3 separate regions of the Homo sapiens genome follow, and all the other regions are linked to region 3. Evidence: chromatin loops called from intact Hi-C (ENCODE). Cell type or tissue: ovary. All regions are shown on one strand.

What was found. Peaks named below come from ENCODE experiments on the same cell type or tissue, not always from the same donor. Only the 100,000 strongest peaks of a DNase experiment are listed, where the experiment ranks them.
Region 1: a loop joins it to region 3, with 6 times the contacts of the local background. A loop is called at or near these places in 16 of 110 quality-filtered maps.
Region 2: a loop joins it to region 3, with 7 times the contacts of the local background. A loop is called at or near these places in 98 of 110 quality-filtered maps.

What each region holds. Positions count from the first base shown.
Region 1 is chr16:84,735,076-84,743,075 of GRCh38, reverse strand. It overlaps USP10 (ubiquitin specific peptidase 10), which reads right to left. Exons shown (of 14, transcript NM_005153.3): 3 at 2,707-2,767. Among named protein-coding and RNA genes, the nearest start is that of USP10, 39 kb to the right of the region's middle. RefSeq lists a silencer at 3,079-3,373 and enhancers at 4,335-4,384, 5,714-6,679, 6,680-7,645. In ovary, a CTCF peak has its summit at 4,419 (motif pointing right); DNase peaks (open chromatin) are centred at 3,203 and 4,435.
Region 2 is chr16:84,721,302-84,729,301 of GRCh38, reverse strand. The region is part of intron 1 of USP10 (ubiquitin specific peptidase 10); the gene reads right to left. LOC124903737 (a long non-coding RNA gene) reads left to right here. Exons shown (of 3, transcript XR_007065154.1): 3 at 248-1,821. Among named protein-coding and RNA genes, the nearest start is that of USP10, 25 kb to the right of the region's middle. RefSeq lists enhancers at 2,045-2,545, 2,771-2,820, 2,945-3,239. In ovary, a CTCF peak has its summit at 3,094 (motif pointing right); DNase peaks (open chromatin) are centred at 2,521, 3,061 and 4,098.
Region 3 is chr16:84,508,230-84,516,229 of GRCh38, reverse strand. LOC124903735 (a long non-coding RNA gene) reads right to left here and starts at 5,487. Exons shown (of 2, transcript XR_007065148.1): 1 at 4,508-5,487. RefSeq lists enhancers at 773-1,042, 1,213-1,292, 1,313-1,372, 1,403-1,452, 1,630-2,237 and 5 more. In ovary, a CTCF peak has its summit at 4,694 (motif pointing left); DNase peaks (open chromatin) are centred at 1,076 and 4,729.

The DNA.
Region 1 (8,000 bases), 230 kb before region 3:
TGGGGCCGTCAAGGCTCCCCAGATTGAAACGGGTGTGCCTGGGGCGGAAGGCTCCATGTGGAGCCTGCCCTTTGAAGGCTGTGAAATCACATTAGAAACTAGAACGTGTTGTGTCATTCAGCTTATGCAAGACTGATTATTTCTAAGACACAGATGTGCTGTACACATCTCAATTCTCAATCTTATCAGAACATAAAACATTCTAGAATGTGATGTAACGTGAACAGAACCATTTCAGTATGTTATAATTAGTATCAAACATTTACTCAATACCATGTTTGATCATCTCACTAGAAGGCAGATTCCTAGCCAGCACAGTTCCTCTTCTTATGGAGGAACACTCACAATGGACGCCATGTGCCTTGCACCGCATGGCAGAGAGCTCAGAGCCCAATGTGCCAGGCAGACGAAGTGCAGGACGGCCTGCACGCTTGGCTTCAACAACCCAATCAATACATTAGGAAGATGGAAACTCAATACTCAGGTAATGCAGGCAGAGGCTCTTAAAACCACGAATCCTAACACAGCATTTCTCCAAGGCTGCTCACTGCAGTACATGCAGTAGAGAGGACTGGACTACAAGGCAGGGGGCGAGGGAGGGAAATATACAGAGATTAGTGACACAAGGGCCCTGCTCAGAGAGTTCACATTTATTAGGGAGACAAATACAAACAACTGAGAATGAAAACATGGAGGGAGGGGAGAGAAAGCTGTGAATAGCTTTAGAAAAAGGATTCTTCTGGATGCAGGAAACAGTGATCAACTTCTATCAGAAACTAGAGAGGTCAGTGGAACTTGATGGATCACTGAATTGCTAAGGGCAGGGTGAAGGAGTGGTATCTCAAGCTTTAGGAACATCTAAAACAGGCAGTGCTTGAGGTGAAGGACAACCATTCACCTTGATGTGATTATTACTTGTTGTATGCCTGTATGAAAATATCTCATGTACCCCATACATATATACACCTATTATGTACCTACAAAAATTAAAATATAAAAAAATTAAAAAACACAAAAATAGAAAAGGCCGAGATCTAAAAGGGAAGCCACGATGAGGTGCCTCTGCAAAGGGCTTGCTGCAGCTGGAGGTAGTGGGAGGGAGCAGAATAAAGCATCCTAAACCATTCATCCAACAAATGTACTGAGGGCTTACAACATTCCAGATACTACAGGCGCAGTGACAGACACAGAGAAATGGATCCTGCCATCAGCAGCTGAGCAGGCTGGAAAGAGAGGCAGGTCCATGACAGTGCCCACAGGCTCTGTACAGTCGAACAGGCACTGGAAGAGAAACTAATGTCATGGAAACACAAGATACCCAGAAAGGCTGCAGAGAAAAGCAGGCCTGTCACTAACTGTGCAAACTGGTGGCAAGATTCCAGTCGTGTTTTTGGCAGAAAAAAGGCAGGACTTAGAGGGAACAGAGTAAAGAATGGAGAAAAAGGGCCAAGAAGCAGTCACTGAAAAGGGCAGGCAGGCTGGAAGGAGGGAGGGGGAAGCAGAACTCCAGAGGCTGGGGGAGCTGGTGGTGCCCACTGCACAGGGAGGAGGGTGAACTCAAAGAAGTGATGTGCATGGGAACATCATGGGGCATTTGTAAGCACTGGTTCAACATGAGCAGCATGCTCACCACGTGCAAAGCACACAGTGACAGAGGAAGTCCCACTGACTCAGATGTCTGAGAGGTTGACATCAGCCAATTAAAAGGTGGCTCAGGAGGCTGAGCAGCCCGGCTTCCCGGTCCCTCAAGCTTCATTCATTTTATTACTTGTCCTAAGCTATTGTTAGATCTGCTCTTTCCCTTATGGTCTCCCACATTTCTTATAAATCTAAAATTTTAGATATAATCACTCCCTGATGTTACTGGAGATAAAACGTTTGGTTAGTCTTTTCAAGGCTTCTATTGAAGCCTAAATTGTAATTAAAACCCCTTTCATAAGTCTGACCATGCTAACTGAACAGGGAATCCAAACCTCTAACTCTCAAAGAAAAAGTTTGGCATCAGTTTCCTGGAGGCCAGTAAGGGCCTTTAAAGTGATTCAGATTGAAAAATGATCTCGACAAGTTTGAATTGTGCAAGGGCAGCCTGCAATCAATAATTAAACAACCTTGTTGGTATTCCAACGCTGGGTACTTAAGCAATACAAAATCATTGCATCTCCATAAGCACCATCTCTGGCAATCAGCTTAGTGCCTGTGATGGAGACCCAAAAAAGTAACAGACCAGGAGGTGAAGAGTTGACCTGAGTTCCCAAGAGTCAGCGACAGACCAGGACATGAATGTGAACTGCAAGAACAACAGATGCCAGCTGCCCCTTAGTTTACAAAGAACACAGGCTCAGAAGCTAGCTGGCGCTGGAGCCAGCAGGCTGCTTAGCAACAAGACCCAAAGTTCGCTTCAACTCCAGCATGTGCTGATGAAGAGTAACATACCTGTTGCACTCAGAACTGTTAGGAAAAAAAGAACTCAACAACCATTTCCTAAACTAAATCTTACATGGCTGGCACTCCGAAGCACAGGATACGCTTTAAAACCAATTCACTAGTCAAAGTGATTCAGCAATTAAATACATTACAGTTTACAGCAAAAACTTCAAGCTACAAAGAAATGTTTATTCAAATGGGAAACAATGTTTACAGGTAGCCTGCCCACCCAGCACGTATGGCCAAATTCCCTTCAGGGAAATAAGGAGAGAACTAGCTTACCATCAGGTAGTTTATCCACAGCCTGTGTGCCACACAGAACTGTTCCACTGTATGGAGGAAGCTGCACAAGGAATCAGAAAACAAATTTTAATTCAACAAAATGTTAAAACCAACGCTTACCATTTAATTAAGGCAACAATTCATTAAAACTCTTAATCCATACAACTTTGCATGCCGTTACTTCTAGCAGAATAACATACATGAAGAGTCAGTGCAATCTAAATCATCTTCATTTAACGAAAAAAACACAATAGAAATGCTTTCAAATATTTATCACTATTAAACAGATCCGAAAATGAAGCCAAAAGGAATAAAAATGAACTCCAATGGACATGTAAATCAGCTACAATGAAATGCTTATGATACATCCTTCTTTCCACAGGATGTCAGTGACTGACCATCCAGACCACAGACACTTTTGTTTGTGCACTAGCGAAGATGACTCTTCCTGACTGCACCTCTTATTCACGATCACTACATTGCAACACAGCCAGTAGAGGCTGGGACCAGGTCCATGGTCGGAGAGCAGAGGAAAGCGCACTATAAACAAAAAGCCTGGTGACTGCAGCTCCCTTTTTAACACAGTGCCTTAATTAACTACATTAACAGCTAGAAGTCACATTCCTTGTTTGGCAGACAGAAAGCAGAATGGGAACTGTCTGACTTCTTTGTAAAAAGCTGAAAGGTTATCTCAAAAATAACTTAAATTTTTCTTCTTCCTAGCTATTCCATAACATTTATTTAAGAGTTGGAAATGCTTCCAATGGACACATTGGGTGTAAGAAAGTTTAGGAAGGGGCAGGGCATGGTGGCTCATGCCTGTAATCCCAGCAATGAGGGAGGCTGAGGTGGGTGAATCACTTGAGGTCAGGAGTTCTAGACCAGTCTGGCCAACATGGTGAAACCCCATCTCTACTAAAAATACAAAAAATCAGCTGGGCGTGGTGGCAGGCACCTGTAATCCCAGCTACTTGGGAGGCTAAGGCAGGAGAATCGTTTGAACCTGGGGGATGGAGGTTGCAGTGAGCCGAGATCGCGCCACTGCACTCCAGCCTGGGCAATAGAGCAAGACTTTGTCTCAAAAACCAAAACAAAACAAAACAAAAAAAAAACAAACCCTGTCTCTACTAAAAAATACAAAAAATTAGCCGGGCATGGTGGTGGGTGCCTGTAGTCCCAGCTACTCAGGAGGCTGAGGCAGGAGAATGGCGTGAACCCGGGAGGCGGAGCTTGCAGTGAGCCGAGATAGTGCCACTGCACTCCAGCCTGGGCAACAGCACAAGACTCTGTCTCAAAAAAAAAAAAAAGGTTTAGGAAGAAAAGGGGTAAGGTAAGCAGAGAGATAAACTGCTACCTGAGGGCAGAACAAAAGAACAAAAAGACATTCTGGTGCAGCACTTCCCAAAGTCTGTTCACTGCAGTACAAAGGCCAGTGCAGGAACGGCCCTAGGGCCGCAAAGTTCAGAGGCTCCTAGGTAAGTCTCATGCCCAATACTGTATGAGAGCTGCTGCTTGATTGGCTTCCTCAGCTGAGTTCTCCAATGAGATCTCAGCACACCAATTCAATAATCACAGCAATAAAAGCTTCTCTCTGCTAGTAACGCAGTAAGTTCTCTTCCCAGAGAATTATGACAAACAGGAAAACACAGGGCAATTCAAAAGAAGCCAACACCTTCAGGAGTTGACAGCTGCACTTATCTCCACCACCAGGGGGCAACCTAGTACGCATCACGTTGACACCCAGAAGAAAGCATTCTGTATGCTGAGATGGGCTACACTAGCCTTGGCACCCGCAAGGCAAAGACCATTCCACACACCAGCATTGATGCTGGCAGGCACCTGGAGCAGAGAGGTGGGTCTATAAGGGCAGTGGACACAGCGGCCATGTGTGTCTCAGGAAGCCTCCATCTCGTTCAAAACCCTCTGTGGTCAAAGAAGACAGTTTAGAAACTGATACATAGAATGCCCTCTTTTTCTGTTAATGACACTAGGATGCCCCCTGGTGACAGAAAGCTGTGTTATTTTGAGGCATGAAAAGTGTTTTGAATCACTCTATTTTTACACAAAATTTATTGTAACATCAAGAAATCATCTTTTTCTGAGTCAAAACAGTTTCATCACTATTATATCAATGTTCTCTTCACACTTCCCAGTATTCTGTTCTGCTCGGGGAAGAGAGAATGCTGAAGGAAACCTCCAGACCCGAGAGACTGCAGCAGGCTGGGAAGACGCACAATTCAGAGAAGGGACCTCTTCACCCATCCACTTCACAAGGCAGAGAGCTGTTAGAACCCTGCTCACCATCTTCCGGCTGTCCCCTTCCTCAACATTCAACCACGGGGTGTGAACACTCACTCAACTCCCAGCCACTCCCACAACATGCAGAAGAAAACCCCAGCAATCGGGAAAAATACACAGATGACGCTGAGGACAAGCCAAGTGGAGAGGCGGGGCCGGTAATGCCAGGTGGCGCTGACTGAGGGTGGAGAGGCTGGAAAGGCTGGACCAGTGACACCAGGTGGCACTGACTGGGCACTCAGGGTGTGCCAGGCACACATCCTGCTCCTCAACAACTCTGGGGAGGAGGTCCTGTTACTGTGGCCCTCTGACAGATGAGGAAGCCAGGCGACACTGCCAGCTTCAGATGAGGAAGCCAGGTGACAGTGCCAGCAGGTGACACTGCCAGTAAGAGGCACAGCAGGGATCTGGTGAGACGACCACCAGCAAACTCCCAGATGACACTGCCACCTTCAGTAAGCATGCTCAACACACTTACTTTGATTTGCTAAGCTGATAAAAGAGCGCACCTGCAGGAATGCCAGATGGGTTGTGGCACTGTGGAAATGTGTGTGTTTTATTCCACAGGCACACAGCACCTTTCATTCAGCAAACCTCCCTCACACATCAGATGCACTTAGTCTGTGGTAACTGGGTATCTAAATACACAACAGAATAAAAGTGCCAGGATGGTTCGAAGTTCACTCATTAACTATATAACTATTTGTAAGAATACAAAGTTCAAAAATCAAAGCAAAGACATAAAATTCCCTAGACAAATGCAAAGTGAGCAAGGGAAAAAACTGTCATCTATTAATAGTTATGCTAAACGCACAGTGTGAAAACAGTGCTGCGGCCTTGTGAAAAGGATACCTGGGCCCGTGGCTATAGGAAGGTCATGTTCTGAAGTCTCCCTCTGGGCTACCTGTGTGTTCTGCTTTCCGTCTCAAAGACTCTCCTGAACCACAAAGCCCTCCTTTAAAATCCCATTAAGATACCAAATTAGGCCGGGCGTGGTGGCTCACGCCTGTAATCCCAGCACTTTGGGAAGCCGAGGCGGGCAGACCACGAGGTCAGGAGATCAAGACCATCCTGGCTAACCCGGTGAAACCCCGCCTCTACTAAAACCACAAAAAATTAGCCGGGCGAGGTGGCGGACGCCTGTAGTCCCAGCTACTCGGGAGGCTGAGGCAGGAGAATGGTGTGAACCCGGGAGGCGGAGCTTGCAGTGAGCCGAGATCACGCCCCTGCAGTCCAGCCTGGGCGAGAGAGCGAGACTCCCTCTCAAAAAAGAAAACACACCAAATTAAGAACTGTCTCTACTCTCTACTCTCCATGAGTACCCACACACACCCACACCACACACACTGCCCACTGCCAACACTATGTCATCGGGGGCTTATTGACTCAGTCATGGTTGGGATGTGTGCTACTTCCAAAGCTGAGATTCTGGAAACTAAAGAATGGTGAGCATTTTCTCTTTCTTTCTGAACATAAATAACAGGATTACGACTGAGGTTTAAACATGCTTATTAAATAAGGTGACTGCATTTTTTCCACTGGAGAAAATAATTTTTAAATCACTGGAGCACAACTCTAGAAAAGATGCCAGCTACCTTTCACCTGAATTCGTTTCTCCTGATGCCACTAAATTACTAGCCACCTTATCTTGCCAGTGGCAAGCTGCCAAGCAAGCAAACTAAAAGACAAAGCAGCCCTCCGCTGGCAGGAGGCGCTTCTGCAGGAAGGCAGAATGCTCTTTCATCTTAACATCCCACATTTCTTAATTTTGGTTTTTCAATTCATGGCCCCAAGTAGAGAAAACAATATTTTATCAAGCTCCTAACAACGGAGAAAAAGCATATGAAAAATTCGACTAGATTGTAACTCATGCCACAGCCACATGGTAGAAACACTGCATGTTTGAGCGGCAATTATGTTACCTGAGAGATAAAAGGCCAAACTGTGCTGTAGAAGTGACACGCCCTCCCCTCGCCACTCACACACCCACAGGTCCAAGTGACACGCCCTCGCCACTCACACACCCACAGGTCCAAGTGACACGCCCTCGCCACTCACACACCCACAGGTCCAAGTGACACGCCCTCGCCACTCACACACCCACAGGCCCAACCACATGCCGCCCCATGAAAGTGAGTTCCTGTGTAATCATGTGCTATTATAATTCAGATTCCTGAAGATTGGGGAAAACAACTCCATCCGATTATGTTAATTAGCCTGCATTTCCCTTTTGCAGGTTACTGTGATTTTGATAAACTCTTTTTATACCCCTCCAAACTTCACCGTATGTTAAAAAATAAGAAAAACAGAAAAGCCCAAATAAGCCCACACACACTACGAGTTCTGAAGCTTGAGCTCATTTTCATGAGACACAGTCACGTCTTCTGTGAATAAAAGGTTTGGCATAACTTACCATCTGTACCCTTTTCATCCATTTCTACTAACATCTGTTACTCACTAGTTATCGGACCATACATTAGCTGATTTCCCAACATTTCTGTGACGTGAATAAGCATTCTGCATTTTTTCAATTTAAAAAACAAAAGAAAGAGAAAAGAAATGGGAGGCCCAAAAGGAAAGAACGTGCCCAAACCCTCCGAGCCTGTGGAAGTGGCAGAACTGAAGCGACCCCAGGCCTTCAGACTTGAAATACGGTGCACTTTTCACTTTCCTATCACATGAAAACTCAAGTTTTTGTCTACTCACTTGCAAACAGGTACCCACCCATCCACATGTGTACACACTTGAGAAAACCTGTAGCAACTAAAACGTATGGTTACATCAGTGTGATGTGGGAAAAAATACAAAATCCCCTTACTTAAAAACACACACACCACACACACACACACACACACACACACACACACACACACACCACCCGGGCCTGGCAGCACACACCTGTAATCCCAGCTATTCAGGGGCTGAAGCATGAGAACCCCCCTGAGGCGGGGCGGGGGGTCAAAGTTGCAGTGAATTGTGATTGCACTCTGCACTCC
Region 2 (8,000 bases), 210 kb before region 3:
ACGATAAATATTTCTTTCTTGGCAAAGTAAGCTGGCATGGTAACCATTCAAACATGGATTATGAATGATGTGATAAAATAATCCATACAAATGTGAAGGTTAAGACATCATTTTTGTATTTAACAAAATCATATGCATCATTCAAAGCACTACAATGAAGAAGCATTTATTATCAACACTATTCCAAAAGACAAAGTGTTGCTTGGCCAGACACGGTGGCTCACGCTTGTAATCTCGTCACTTCCAGAAGCCGAGGCGAGCAGATCACTTGACTTCAGGAGTTCAAGACCAGCCCAGCCAAAATGGTGAAATCCACCTCCACTAAAAATACAAAAATTAGCCAGGCATGGTGGTGGGTGCCTGTAATCCCAGCTACTTGGGAGGCTGATGCAGAAGAATTACGTGAACCTGGAAGGCGGAGGCTGCAGTGAGCCAAGATGGTGCCACTACACTCCAGCCTGAATGACAGAGGAAGACTCCGTCTCAAAAAAAAGAAAAAAGAAGAGGTGCTGCTTATAAAACAGAATATGACAACTTTATTGGGAGGAAAAAAGGTAATTTTTGCATATGCTGATAAAACTACAAAAAGGGAAAATGGCCAAATACTTATTCAGTAGCAAATACCAGTGAGTGGACGGACATAAATTATAATTTTGATAAAACTACAAAAGGAGGCCGGACACGGTGGCTCACGCCTGTAATCCCAGCACTTTGGGAGGCCGAGGCAGGCGGATCACGAGGTCAGGAGATTGAGACCATCCTGGCTAAACCCCGTCTCTATTAAAAATACAAAAATTAGCCGGGCGTGGTGGCACATGCTTGTAGTCCCAGCTACCCGGGAGGCTGAGGCAGGGGAATCGCTTGAACCGGGGAGGCAGAGGTTGCAGTGAGCCGAGATCGCACCACTGAACTCCAGCCTGGGCAACAGCGAGAAAAAAAAAAAGTAAAAAAGGCCAAATATTTATTCAATATATTTCAATTATTTATTCAATTTATTCAATATATTTATAGCAAATACCAGTGAGTGACAATTATTTAACTAAAATGATATCTGACTAAATGTTGAAGCAAGGCATGTTTGTGACACCAAAAAGTTTATCACAGAAATTCAGGACAGCCAACTGCTATTAAAATGTTCTGGTTTCACCATCTCCTTCTCCAAAAGCCTTCCTAACTTCCAATCAAATGTTATTTTAGGTGTTTGGTAAAATGAGGAATGTTATCAAAAGAGGGGAGGAGAAACTGCTGTTCAAAAAAGTCAATATCCTGAAAGGCTGTGGGAAACTTCCAGACTACAAAAAGCTAGAGACATGATAACTAAATACATTTCCTGACCCTAGACTGGATCCTGTGCTGGAAGGGAAAATTCTAGAAAGGACATTATATGGTCAACTCCCAAAATTAGAATATGGACAGGTTAGAAAAAAGTACTGCATCAATGTAAATTTGTGAAAGTGGTAACGTATTACTGTGGTTATTTAAGAGAATATGCCTATTCTTAGGAAATACACATTCAAGAATTTAGGATTAAGTGGCTACAGTGTATGTAATCTTCCCTGAAATCTCAAAGGGTTTGGAAAAATATTGTATGTCTGTATATTTGCATTTGTTAGCCCATGTCTGTGTGTCTGTATGTGTATCCGTATGAGTGTGTATTTGCAGACAGAGAATTCCAGCACACACAAATGATTAAGCAAATGGATTTAATCTTAACAACAGGTGGATCTGGGTAAAGGACCATCTGGGGATTCTTTGTACTATTTTTCTTTCCGCAACTTTTCAAGTTTCAAACTATTTGCAAATAAAGAGTTTTTGTTTGTTTGTTTGTTTGTTTGTTTGTTTTTTTAAAGCTAACACTGAAAATTGTGAGGTTATGAGGAAAACCTTTACCCTCTCCTTATGTTTGACTGTTTAGTGTTTTCTCTCCTCTGGAAGATTAACTTATTTCAAAGGCTGTCACATGAGGGGGGAAAATTGTAGGTGTTTGGGTAAAATAAAGATGAAAATAACGCTGTGTCTGACTTCACAGGATTTACAACCTAGTGAAGAGGGAAATGCCACTGATGACATGAATTAGTTTTGCCCATAACAGAGCAAGATAAAATACAGAACAATTCAGTTCACACGGGAGACTAAAAAGCACGAGTAAGTTCATCGTTTCTTGTAATTTCAAAGAAAGTGCAGAGCTTAGGACATATTGGTGGCTGTCATTAAAATAAAAGCAGGTACCTGGAGGCCCTGTCAGCCATGCCACACCACAGAAACTGTGACACTGCTGCGGCTAACTCTGCCCTTCCCACAGCTACACCAAATACCATCAGGAAAGACTGGGAAGCCCCCTAAGGTTTCAGCAACTCTGCCAGAGTCAGAACACTGGGGTCAAAAGGAGGTATCAGAAAGCAGTAACAAACGCTCCTTTCCCGCGTCCTGTGGTTGCATAGGAAATGCCCAGGGGCGGGACGGCACAGAAATGCCTGCGATTCGGGGGAGCAAAGTACAAGGGCTTCAGGCATTTCTTCCCCTTTTTAGGGGAAGTAAGACTGTGAACTAGAGAAGCTATTTATTCCCCTCCACCACTTCCCCTCATATCCCATCCGGCCTCCATCCCGGGCTTTCAAAACTCTCACTGTTCACATCTTTACTTTCTGATCCTTTCTCAAGAGGATGTGGAAAAAAATATACAAGAAACACTTCGAGAAAAGGGGGGCAAGCCCACACCACAGCAGGGATGGGAACAAAAGACACCTTCCTCCCTGAAGCATAGCCTGTTGGCTAAGCTGGCTCAGTTTACCTTCTGGAGGTGTGTGGAGGCCACTACGGCCCTCAGGGGGCCTGAGTTGAGAAACCCTGGGCAAAGGTTTAGACGAAGTGGGAAAACCAGTGTTCCTGCTAAAGGAAAAACAAAGACCTTGCCCTCAGCAATAAAGACACATTCCTCCATCTCAGCCCAAGGAAGGCGAGAAGGAGAAAAGATGTCTAATGTTCACTTGCACAACCTGCTGGCTACAGCTCTCCCGCCGGAACTGCGGGAAACGCCACTTTCGGCTTCAGGAGACGCTGGGGACTATCAGTACAGCACGGCACTAGGGGGCGCTGCAGCACAGCATTCTGAAAGTTTCATCTCTCTGGAAATTTGAATAAATATGCAGGTTGTTCCAAATTAACATTCTCTGCCTTCAAAAGGACTGATAGAAATAGGAGATCAGCCCTGAAGTAAGAATGTAAATACTTTGCTGCTGCATTTGTACCTGCAGTTTCCGAGGCAGGTGGACAACTATGACCAATCTCTAAGAACAATCTCCCATTCACAGATGCACAGCTAAGCCTCACAGTGGCAAATGGTATAACCAGGTCACAGTCAAATACACAAGAAGCTGAGAAGTATAAAGTATTCTCCCTCTTCTCCTGATCCAAATAAGCTCAATTTGGGGAAACATGAAAAGAGCAATAGACTGTTTGGCATGATTAAAGCCTTAATCTCATCTACAAAATGAAGGTATGTTGGACCAGACAACTTCTAAAATTCTTCCCATCTCCAAAAGGATCTCTTGGATCTAAAAAGGATTAAGAAACACGGGTTTGAAAATGTCGTCAGACAGGCCGGGCACGGTGGCTCACACCTGTAATCCCAGCACTCTGGGGGGCCGAGGCGGGTGGATCACCTGAGGTCAGGAGTCAGAGAACAGACTGCCAACATGGTGAAACCCTGTCTCTACTAAAAACACAAAAAAAAATTAGCCGGGCATGGTGGCAGGCGCCTCTAATCTCAGCTACTCAGGAGGCTGAGGCAGGAGAATTGCTTGAACCCAGCAGGCAGAGGTTGCAGTGAGCGGAAATCGTGCCATTTGCACTCCAGCCCGGGTAACAAGAGCAAAACTCCGTCTCAAAAAAGAAAAAAGAAAAGAAAGAGAAAAAGAAAAAGAAAATGTCATCAGACTAATGCATGCTACAACAGGATGACTTTGAAAACATTATACTAAGTTAAAGCCACACACAAAGAGCCATAAATTGTTTCTTCCATTCATATGAAATGCCAAGAATAGGCAAATTACCAGACACAGAAAGATCATGGTTGCCAAGGGCTGGGAGGAGAGGAGAATGGGGGAGCGGGAGGCGGTGACTGCTAATGAACATGAGCTTTCTTTTGGGGATGATGAAATGTTCTAAAATGGACTACGGTGTTAGCTGCAAAACTTTGTGAATACACTAAAAACCACTGAAATGCATATTTATTCAAATACACAAACTCCACAGCATGTGAATTATATCTCAATAAAGTTTTAAAAAAGGTCAGTACTTATATCAAAATAAAAATTTTAATTTCTTTACTAGGCTTTATGAATCAAAGCCCAGTAAGTTATGGGTGCTAGCTGATATCTACTGAACAATCATTGTGTGCTTTCAACTTCAGAAGGTGGTGTGGGTGGTTCTGAGGACATCTGGAGATGACACTATCATCAACTAGTGAATGCACACCAGGAAGTTCGCCAATTTAACAATATGCACTGAGCATCAACAATCCACACTCAACTATGCGAGACTACGAGAGTAAAACTTTGAACACAACACACACAGGGGTCAGGGCATGGTGACATTTACAGTTTTATTACAGTGCAAGCCAACTGCAAGCTGAACTAAGTGTTACAAATGGCAGAAGCAGACAAAGGAAGAAGGAGGAAGAGAAGTTTTGTTCCCTCACTAATAGGGCTATAGCAAAATTTTGCTTTACTTTCTTGGGGCAAAGAGGTCCTGAGAAGCGAACAAAGTAGACAAACTATCACAAAGTCACTCTCACAGGCAGCCTCTCTCCTTGAAACTCAAATGTCAAAGTACTGCAATTGAGTGTCTACTTCCCTGTTTGTATATTCTATTTCTACTATTAAAGTGCTATCAAAAAGTAATCATTTTACCTCTCAAAGTATGGTTTTTAACAGGTTGGCTGTATATTAAGTGCTTTCATGGAGATTCCGAGCTAAAATTTCCTTCAGAAATTTTAGATTGAATTCAGATTGAATCTCCAAATTAGAAAACATGATTCACTTAACAGAAACCCACTTTTACCAACTTTCCAGTCCTGTGTCTATATTAGAACTGTATTACAAAATGGCCATTAAATTTTAACTCGCTTTGCTCTTAACTAGTACTAAATAGCAAGGTAATATAGATAGCCCTCATTATTGAATAACTTCCTGTGTAAAATTGCTATTGTATGAAACACAGCAGATAAATTAGGGAGTAAATTCAGTCAACTTTATCTGGGATAGCCCTAGTAGAAGTTCAAGATTCCACCAACTTTCATATTCATTACAATCACCTTGGTGCTGACCTTAAGAAAAAAAGAAATGGAAGATGAAACCAATAAAAAAGAAACTGTAACAGAAGCAGTTCTATCTTTGCTGGGGCCAAGGACGAACAAAAGAAGAGGCTGCAAGGGGGCTCAATGTCATTCTGGGGAATGACAGAACTGGTGTCTTGATTGTGGAGGTGATTACACAAATGAATACATCTGTTAAAATTCATGGAAATATACACTTTAAATGGGTGAAATTCACCGCACATACGTTATACCTCCATAAAGCTGATTTCTTTAAAGTACAAGAATCGAGTTAGATCCATCTTTGTTTAGCCAGAAGTTAATGCAGTAGACTTGGCATAGAGTAGGTGCTCAAAATAGCTTTGTTGAACAAATGAATTCAGGAAGAGGAAGATGAAAAAACCCACACAAATAAAAAGCTTATCTAAGGATAAGGAATAATTTCTCCAAACTACATAGCAATCATTGTGACTTCCCAGGCGTCAGTGGGCTGACAGTCTTAACTTGATCACTCTGAATGGTTTTTATTCTCATGTTTTTATTATCACCAGAGATGTTCCAGCTAGGAGTACATCTTTCATTCTCAAATATAATCTTCAAATAAATACAATCAAGAAATAACACTTATTTTTAAAGTATAACACTTAAACTTATATTTTAAAATATAAGACTTATTCAACGTAAGTGAATTAAGCTTCACAGAACACTTTAAAGGAACACCTATTTTGACCTAAAGAAAAATCATTAACAATTACCATGTGATCCATTTCCCAAGCTAAAGAGAAACCACTTTTCAAAATCTTAAGTGTATAAGGGGGAAAAAAGGCCAAAAAAAAAAAAACCCTGGATGTGATCAGAAGGTATCGGAGCCGGTCAATCCTTTTAAAATCGACTTTATTCCCCACCCCCCATCTTTGACCCTCAAATAAGACCACCGGTTTCCAGTGTGAAGCAGGCATGCATCCTGTATTTCTTGGTCCCTCCTTTCTGCTCAAACTGTCTTTCTGGGCACATTTCACTAAGAACCACCTATTTGTACTCAGTTTCACTTTGCTGTCAATGACAGGAACTCATGTTCCTAGGGACAAAAAATTATCATTTAAATTGATGTACTATAAAATTAAGACGACTGAGCCGGACGCAGTGGCTCACACCTGTAATCCCAGCACTTTGGGAGGCCGAGGCGGACAAATCACTTGAGGTTAGGGAGTTCGAGACTGGCCAACATGGTGAAACTCCATCTCTACTAAAAATACAAAAATTAGCTGGGCGTGGGGGAGTCTGCCTGTAATCCCAGCTACTCGGGAGGCTAGCAGGAGAACTGCTTAAACCTGGGAGGTGAAGGTTTCAGTGAGCCAAGATCACACCACTGCACTCCAGCCTGGGAGACAGAGTGAGACTCTGTCTCAAAAAAAGAAGACTGACAATATCAAATGTTGGTGAGGACAGAGAAGAAGCATTCTCATACACTGCTGGTGCAGATAGAAAACGGCATGGCCGCTTTGAAAAAGCCTTGCAGTTTCTTACAGAATAGAATATACGCTTACCACATTTTACCCACAAGAAATGAAAACCTATGTCCACACAGACACTTGTACATGAATGTGAACAGCAGATTCAAACAGTGGGAACAACAAAAATGTCTATCAAGAGGAAAGAGACAAGCAAACTGTGGGACATCCACAAAGGAATACTACCCAGTACTGAAAAGGCTGGAACTCAACACTCAACATGGCTAAATCTAAATAGTTGGGTCAGGTGAAGGTAACCAAACAAAAGAGTACAGTTTGTGTAATTCTGGGCCAATGTAATTCTAGAAAAGGCAAACTTTCTTAGCCTATAGTGACAGAAGCAGACCACTAGCTGCCTGGACAAGGTGGGGATTCATGGCAAAGGGGCATGAAGAAACTCTCTGAGCAATGGAAATGTTCTATATATGGAGTGTGGTAGTAGTTACTACTTTGGTGTATACATCTGTCAAAACTCAAACTGGGCTGGGCGTGATGGCTCCCAGCCTGTAATTCCAGCACTTTGGGAGGCCAAGGTGAGAGGATCACTTGAGAGGAGTTCAAGATCAGCCTAGGCAACACGGTGAAACCCTGTCTCTATGAAAACACAAAAAATTAGCCAGGTGTGGCGGCGTGTGCCTGTAGTCCCAGCTACTCGAGAGGCTGAGGCAGGAGAATTGCTTGAACCCGGGAGGCGGAGGTTGCAGTGAGCTGTGATCGCGCCACTGCACTCCAGCCTGGCAACAGAGCAAGACTCAATCTCTAAAACAAAACAAAACAAAACAAAGCCAGACTTGGTGGCACATGCCTGTAGTCCCAGTTACTTGGGAGGGCTGAGGCAGGAGGATGGCTTGAACCCAGGAGGTCAAGGCTGCAGTGAGCTATGATCACACCACTGCACTCCAGCCTGGGAGACAGAGCAAGACCTCGTCTGAAAAACAAAGACAAAAAACCTCGAACTGCAAACTTAAAATGGGTACATTTATTGTATTAAATTATACTTCAATAAGGTTGACTTTTTAAAAATTGTTATGCACAATCTATGTAAAGCAGATGAAGCAGTACCATAATCAAAGCTCTTGAAGACCAATGGCCACAGTTGTAATCTTTCATTTACAGAAGAATAATTCCTCAGTACGCTCTATTTGTTAATCTCTCATCTACGGAAGAAGAATTCT
Region 3 (8,000 bases):
ACTGTCTTTGCAACTTTCTGTTGAATCTATAATTATTTCTAAATAGTAGTTTATTTTTTTGAGATGGAGTCTTACTCTGTTGCCCAGGCTAGAGTGCAGTGGTGCAGTCTCGGCTCACTGCAACCTCAACCTCTTGGGCTCAAGCGATTCTCCTGCCTCAGCCTCCAGAGTAGCTGGGACCACAGATGCCCACCACCACTCTTGGCTAATTTTTGTATTTTTAGTAGAGACAGGATTTCGCCATGTTGGCCAGGCTGGTCTCGAACTCCTGACCTTGGGTGATCTGCCTGCGTTGGCCTCCCAAAGTGCTGGGATTATAGGCTTGAGCCACTGCTCCTGGCCATAAAATAGTAGTTTAAAATGTGAGATTTTAAAATTTAAAAAAATCAACCAAGTCTTTGAACACTGCTGCGTCTTTCACGCTTATAGCACATCTAGGTTTGGACCCGAGACATTCAAGCAGCGGGTGTGGCCCGAGGCCACAGTGTCAGACAGCCATGTCCCTTGCTCCCTGCCCCAGCACAGCCTTCTTGAGCTGGGATTGCAGGAGGCCTGCACTGTCTCTGCCATGGACCGGTTGCCTGGTAGAGAAGCTACTGTCCTGCTTGGAGCCTCAGTTTGTGTATCTGTTAAGTGCGAAGAATGACAGTGCCTATCCCAGAGTGCTGGCTGCCAGGGTTAAGTGGGATGCTGCGTGTTCGGCACTTAGCATGGGCCTGGCCCATGGGCGGGTGATTGTGAGCCTGGACCACATCTACCTGTATTAATCATGTTTACAATCCCAAACGGCAGCTTCATCTGGTTGTACCTAGTGTTAGAAAGCCCTGCTGCCTCCCTCTGTTCATCTCCGCGAAACAGTCCATTCCTGGCCATGTCTTCTCCTTTGAACTGCTGGGCAGGAAGCAGAATGACCTGTCTGCATTTAGTCTGGGCACCGACTCCCTGGTTGCCCTCGATGCCTGGTGACTTCTGGAAAGGTGGCTTGCTGCCTGCCTGCCTGCTTGGAGGCCAGACCTTCTGTAAAGATCCGTGCAAAGCCTCTTTCGAAACTGAGGACTTCCGTCACCAGCCCTGGCTGCACGTTGTCACTGGGCCTGTTCACCATATAAGGCAATCCCTGCAGAGGCAGGGACCCAGGTAAGCAGGCGGCCCCACAAGCCTCGCTCCACTAAGCCACAAAGGCTCCCCAGCCGAGTGTGTGCACAGAGGACTTCAGCAACTAGGAGATTTTGTCACCTTTTATGGTGTTAGAAGAAGAAAAAGACCTGTGTACCACAAAAGCAGAAACAGAGCCTTAGCGCAGTGAGAACCGTGGGTTGAACTCACAGCGACTCTTACTGCAAAAGCAACGTTTTGTGAGAGGCCCAGGATGAAGCTACCTCTGCAGGGTGCCTGGTGCCCAAGATAAAGTGACAGGAGCTCTGAGCCTGGGGTTCCTGTGCAGTGGCAAGACAGCAGCGGCAGAAATCAGCTGCAGAATTTAAGTTGGTGGGGCTTTTGGATGGGGCATAACCCTCCCCCACGACCCCTCCTTAGCCTCGTGGCTCACCCACGGGGTCTTTCCCCACACCATCCTCCCCCAGATCAGGCTTCTCCACTGTCCTTGAAGCCTGTACTGTCGTCAAAGAACATCACCTCCCTCCACCCCCATTATTTTCATCCCAGTTCTGGGCTGCGGGCCACGTAAGCCAAGGTGGGGTGGAGAGTGGGCAGGAAGATCTTGGGGACACCTGAAGGATGAGGGAGGGAAGAACATGGGGACACGTGTTCCAGGCAAAGTGGAAAGGCCCGGGTGAAGGAGTTGAGCTGGGCCGTGCGCGTGGGGAGAGAGGACCATGGAAAGGTCGGGGTGAAGGAGTCGAGCTGGGCCCTGCATGTGGGGAGAGACCAGGCCCAGATGGTGGGGGCTGAGTGAGAGGGCAGCCTAGGGTGGTGGGCAGTCGTGGAAGGGTTTTAAAGTAGGTGAGAGGCAGGATCCATTTTACCTGGGGGAACTGAGTGGGGCAGGAGCAACCAACCGACCATTTGTTCATTCGGTAGCCATTTCTTTTTCTTTCTTTCTTTCTTTTTTTTTTTTTTTTGACTGGCTCTGTCACCCAGGCTGAAGTGTGGTGACACAATCACAACTCGCTTTAGCCTCTACATCCTAGGCTCAAGCAATCTTCCCTCCCCAGCCTCCCGAGTAGCTGGGACCAGAGACGTGGGCCACCACGCCCAGCTAATTTTTGACTCTTTGTAGGGTTGAGGGACCTCCCTGTGTTGCCCAGGCTGGTCTTGAAATCCTGGGCTCAAGTGATCCTCCCATCTTGGCCTCCCAAAGTGCTGGGATTCCAGGTGTGAGCCACCACTCTCGGTGAGCAGCTGTTTCTTGAGCCCCGGCTGCGGGCCAGACCAGGCCCAGGTGCAAGGGACATACACATGACGTCCCTGCGCTCAGGCTCTGTGTCTTGGTGGCACTTAGAGGACAGGGTGACAGTCTCCCTCAGCCTTTTGGACGCTGCTTTTCCTTTGCTGCCTTTTCCTGGATTTTTCTTGTTATCCGAAAGACCGCCAGGGTGGCTAAATGGTAGAAAGGAGAGCTTGGCGGGGGTATCAGTTTGCAAACTGGAAGAGACGGTCTCCAGTGTGTGCCAAAGGTAACCCCTCTTCCAAGAGGGGAGGAACAGGCTGGGTTTTATGCCTAACAGGGCCTGTAGCCCACAATAGTTGTACATATTCAGCAGGTTCGGGAGGAAGTGATATATATTTATGAAGGGAGCCGAGTGCATGGGCAGTGGGTAAACACATGTGACATACATATAACGTATATCACATGTTCACGTTGGAGTGAGGTTAGCATTAAAGAGAGGTGGAACTTGGCTCTTTGTGTGAAAAGGTGAACTGTAGGGCACACAGTCTGTGGGTAGCTTCTGTAAGCCGCCGAAACAGGCTTAAGGTCTGTAATTACTTATGGGAAAAGAATGTAAGTCCATTCCTTCGTCCGGTCAGAGTTGTAGCGGTTGGGATTGTAAATCAGAGTTAGGATAATTTGCCTGATAGCTCCAATTATTAGGGTGTTTTGCAAATGTGTTTTTTTTTTTCTTGCCGCCATAGGGATTTTAAAATTTGCCATGCCAGGCCAGGTGCAGTGGCTCATGCCTGTAATACCAGCACTTTGGGAAGCTGAGGTGGGCAGATCACGTGAGGTCAGGAGTTCGAGACTAGCCTGGGCAACATGATGAAACCCTGTCTGTACAAAAAATATAAAAATTAGCCAGGTATGGTGGCACATGCCTGTAATCCCAGATTCTTGGGAGGCTGAGGTGGGAGAATCGCTTCAGCCCAGGAGGCAGAGGTTGCACTGAGCCAAGATCGCGCCACTGCACTCCAGCCGGGGTGTCAAATAAATAAATTGGGCCAGGTGTGGTGGCTCACACCTGTAAACCCAGGACTTTGGGAGGCTGAGGCGGGCTGATCACGAGGTCAGGAGTTTGAGACCAGCCTGGCCAACATTGTGAAACCCCGTCTCTACCACAAATACAAAAATTAGCTGGGTGTGGTGGCGCATGCCTATAATCCCAGCTACTCAGGAGTTTGAGGTGGGAGAATTGCTTGAACCTGGGAGGCGGAGGTTGCAGTGAGCCGAGAGCACGCCATTGTACTCCAGCCTGGATGACAGTGAGACTCTGTCTCAAAAAAGAAAAAAATTAATTAATTTCCCATGCCAGCTGGGCCCTGAACCTTGAACACTGGAACCACAGGTAACTTTGTTTCCTTAACCTTATGGTCCATCTTAGCTGATACAGGGGCATCTATTTTGGCCTCTCAGATCACATTTCCTATCACCTCTGAAAGGATCCTGACTTAAGTTTTACCTGGGTAATTCAGAGGTGGGAAGAGGCAAGAACCCTAAGTTACTATTGGGTGCCCTAACTTTGAAAACCGCTGGGCCCTTCCCCCTGGTTGTAAGTTTCCACTTTGTTCTCACACCATGTGACCAGCACCCTGTCCCCCAATTCTCACCCCTACCTCCACTGTCCTAACCGAACTCAGTGCTCCAATGGCCAAGCGTTCAGGAAATGGTTTCCAAAAGCCAAAAAATGATCCAAGAGTACAGAATAGAAGGGGAGTGGAAGGGCAGCCTCATAGCAGGAGAGGCGGACAGGTGCCACCTCAGCCAGGTACTCAAGGGCGACATCGACGGCCGTGAGCCACACTGATAGTTCTGGCCCTTGAAACGATGTGACGAGAAGGGCCACTTCACCTCTGGGGTCTGTCTCCCAGACCCATACCCCCGTCCAATCACGAGGAGACCATCAGCTAAATCACAATAGTGGGGGACACTTGACTGAATCCCTGACCAGGACTCCTCAAATTGTCAAGAGCATCAGAAACAAAGAGTCTGAGCAACCGCGAGAGCCAGGAGCAGCCTGGGGACACCTGATGGCTAAATGTCTCGTGGGACCTGGGGTAGAAAAGGACATTAGGCAAACACGAAGGAAGAGTGAATAAAATGCAGGTGACTTACTCATATATGAATTGGCTCCTTCATGGTGACAGATGGACCAGAGTCATGTCAGATGTTAAGGCGCAGTGGAACAGGGTGCGGGTCGCACACGAACTCTCTATCATATTCTCAACAGTCCTTTATGTCTAAAACCATTGTAAGATTTCTTATTTAAAAACCATCACGGTAGCCATGTGTTTTGCGGTGATCGCGAGCGCCACCTGGTGGACACAGGACAGCATTGGCCGTGACCAACCTCCCTGGAAAGGAAGGAACCATTGCAGAGGATGCATGATGCGATGAGCCGCTGTGATTGATTCCGGTCTTGGGAAATGGAAAAGGCAGCTTCCTGCCCCGCAGTGGCTCCCAGTCCGGTGGAGGGAAATGGTGCAAGGCAAATTCAGGACTCCTGGTCACAGCCAGCATCTGTTCCATCTTTACCTGGGGTTAGGGACCAAGCTGACGGATCCCATCTTAACTCGTCCAAGGCAGCCTGGAGGGGTGCCACAATGCAGTCAGCCTTGTTTCCTGCTGCCCCTCAAACCTGCTCAGTGGGAACGCGGGAAGAGGGCTGCCCTCTTGTCCCTTCTTTCTACGCTATGAAAAGCCCAGACCTTTCCCGTGATTTTTTTTTTTTTTTTTTGACTATTCCTAGGGAATTAGTTCCTGGTACCACTTTAGATCAAAAGCAGTCTCTATTCATGAATTTAAAATGTTCGGTCCCAGGTAGTAAAATGTGGATGCTGACTTACCATTAGCTTTCCCCCATGCCCCCAAGAGCCTACTGGGGCAGCAGGGACTGTGGTTTTTCTCTTCCCTGCTACCCTCCTTCCATGTAGCTGCTGTTTTTGATGAGGATTGCCAGATAACAGGATGCCAAGCTAAGTTTGCATTTCAGATAAAGAGTGAACACTTTTTTAGTATAATTACATCTCATGCAATATTGGGGTCTTTTTCTACTAAAAAAAAAGTATTTGAAACTCAAACTTAGCTGGGCTTTTTTTTTTTTTTTTTTGACAGGATCTCACTCTGTTGCCGAGGCTGGAGTACAGTGGTACGATCATAGCTCACTGCAGCCTTGACCTCGTAGGCTCAAGTGATCCTCCTATCTTAGCCTCCCAAGTAGCTGGGGCCACAGGCTATTCATGAATTTAAAATTCATGCACCACCATGCCAGGCTAATTTTTGTCTAAGATACAAGGTCTCAATATGTTCTCCAGACTGGTCTTGAACTTCTGGACTAAAGCAATCCTCCTGCCTTGGTCTCCCAAAGCATTGGGAGCCACTGCACCTGGCCACTATCCTCTATTTTTTTTTTTTTTTTTTTTGAGTTGGAGTCTGGCTCTGTCACTCAGGCTGGAGTGCAGTGGCGTGATTTTGGCCCACTGCAAACTCTGCCTCCCGGGTTCAAGCAATTCTCCTTTTTCAGCCTCCTGAGTAGCTGGGATTACAGGAGTGCATCACCGCCCCTGGCTAATTTTTGTTTTTTAGTAGAGACAGGGTTTCACCATGTTGGCCAGGCTGGTTTCGAACTCCTGACATTGTGATCTGCTCGCCTCGGCCTCCCAAAGTGCTGGGATTACAGGCGTGAGCCACTGTACCTGGCCACCTATATTTTTATTTTTGGTGTCTGACCGCCTGATTTGTGACCCCCTTCCGGCTCGGAAGGAGGGATAGGGCACGGGAAGTTTTCACTTGCCCAGTGGGGTGAGATGTTGGCTTCCCATTGGTGCTATGAGAAATGACCCAAAAACTCAGTGGCTGAAGACACGTTAATGTGTTCTTACAGTCCCGCAATCAGAAGCCTAAAATCAAGGGGTCAGCAGCATGGTGTCCTCTGTGGAGGCTCTAGAGGAGATTCCCTTCCCTCTTCCATCTTCAGGGCGGTAGCGTGGCACTGTCCAGTGCCTCCTGCCCCCACCTGCTTCCCTACTTCCATCGCGGTCTCCTCCCAACCCTGAGCCTCCTGTCTTCCCCCATTAGGATTGCTGTGATTGCCTGGGGCCCACCTGGGTAATCCAGGATAATCGCCTCATTTCAAAGTCCTTAACTCAGTCGCATATGCGAAGTCCCTCTTGCCGTGTCAGGTAACATATGCGCAGGTTCTGGGGATTAGGTCATGGACGTCTTTGGGGGCTGTTCTGTGTCCCAAGGGGGTAAGCTGGCTTCAGGCGATCTGTGGCCCATGTTTCAAGTTGACTTTGAGCTTGTGGTCACTTGTGTGGATGTCCTTTGCGACTCTCCTAGCAGGCGGTGCCTGCTGCAGCCCTTAGCTGGGCAGTACCTGGCCTTTCACCCTCCTGGTTCACCCTGGGTCCTGGTTCACCCTGGGTCCTGGGTCACCCTGGGTCCTGGTTCACCCTGGGTCCTGGTCCTGTAGCCCCTCACTGCTGGGCTCCTGGTGTTCTACGGAAGGTCTCCTTCTGCGATGTCTCCAGGCTGCTGTGGCCACCTGTCCCAGATGCCCCACCTCTGACCTGCTGCTGGGAGGCAGGGCAGTCAGTTCCTGGCAACAGACCTTGCTCTGCTGCCCTGGCCCCTCAGCTGCCTCACGCGTGACATGGCCATTGGCTGGAGCTCTCCGAGGCAGGGCCACTGAAGCCCCCGAGCCCTGAGAGGCTGACCCTGCACTCACTCTAAGGGGAAATGGAACTCGGCCCTCTAGCAGGCCTCCACAGCCTTGACCCTTTCACACCACCATCTGTGTGAGGCCTCAAAAGATTGTGCACTTTCCTTGAAAAAAAAAAAAAAAAAAGAAAAATCTTAGTATCACTCCCATCGCATAAAATTAAGCATATTGAAGTGTATAATTCCATGACATTGAGGATAATACGTTCACAATTGCTGTACTATTGCCTCTGTTTAGTCCCAAAATATTTTTATTACCCCTGAAGGAGACCCCAGAGCCATTATTAGCAGTCACTCCTCATTCCTAACGCTCCAGCACTGGCAACCGCAATCTACTTTCTGTCTCTAAATTTGTCTTTTCTGAACATTTTACATCAAAGCTACAATATGTGGTCCTTTGTGTCTGGCTGCTTTCACGTAACCACAGTTTTTTTTTTTTTTTTTTTTTGAGGCAAAGTCTTACTCTGTCACCCAGGCTGTAGTGCAGTGCGCGATCTTGGCTCACTGCAACCTCTGCCTCCTGGATTCAAGCAATTCTCACGTCTCAGCCTCTTGAGTAGCTAAAATTACAGGCGCCCACCACCATGCCCGACTAATTTTTGTATTTTTAGTAGAGACAGGGTTTCACCATGTTGGCCAGGCTGGTCTGAAACTCCTGAGCTCAGGTGATCCACCGAGGTAGGTGATCCACCTACCTCGGCCTCCCAAAGTGCTGCGATTACAGGCATGAGCCACTGCGCCTGGCCATAACATCAGATTTTCAAGGATTATCCACGTTGTAATGTGTCAGTGGTTCATTCCTTTTTTTTAAATTGCCAAATATTATTCCATTGTGTGGATATACCATATCTTGTCTATCCATTCTTCAGATGGGCTTTTATCTTTT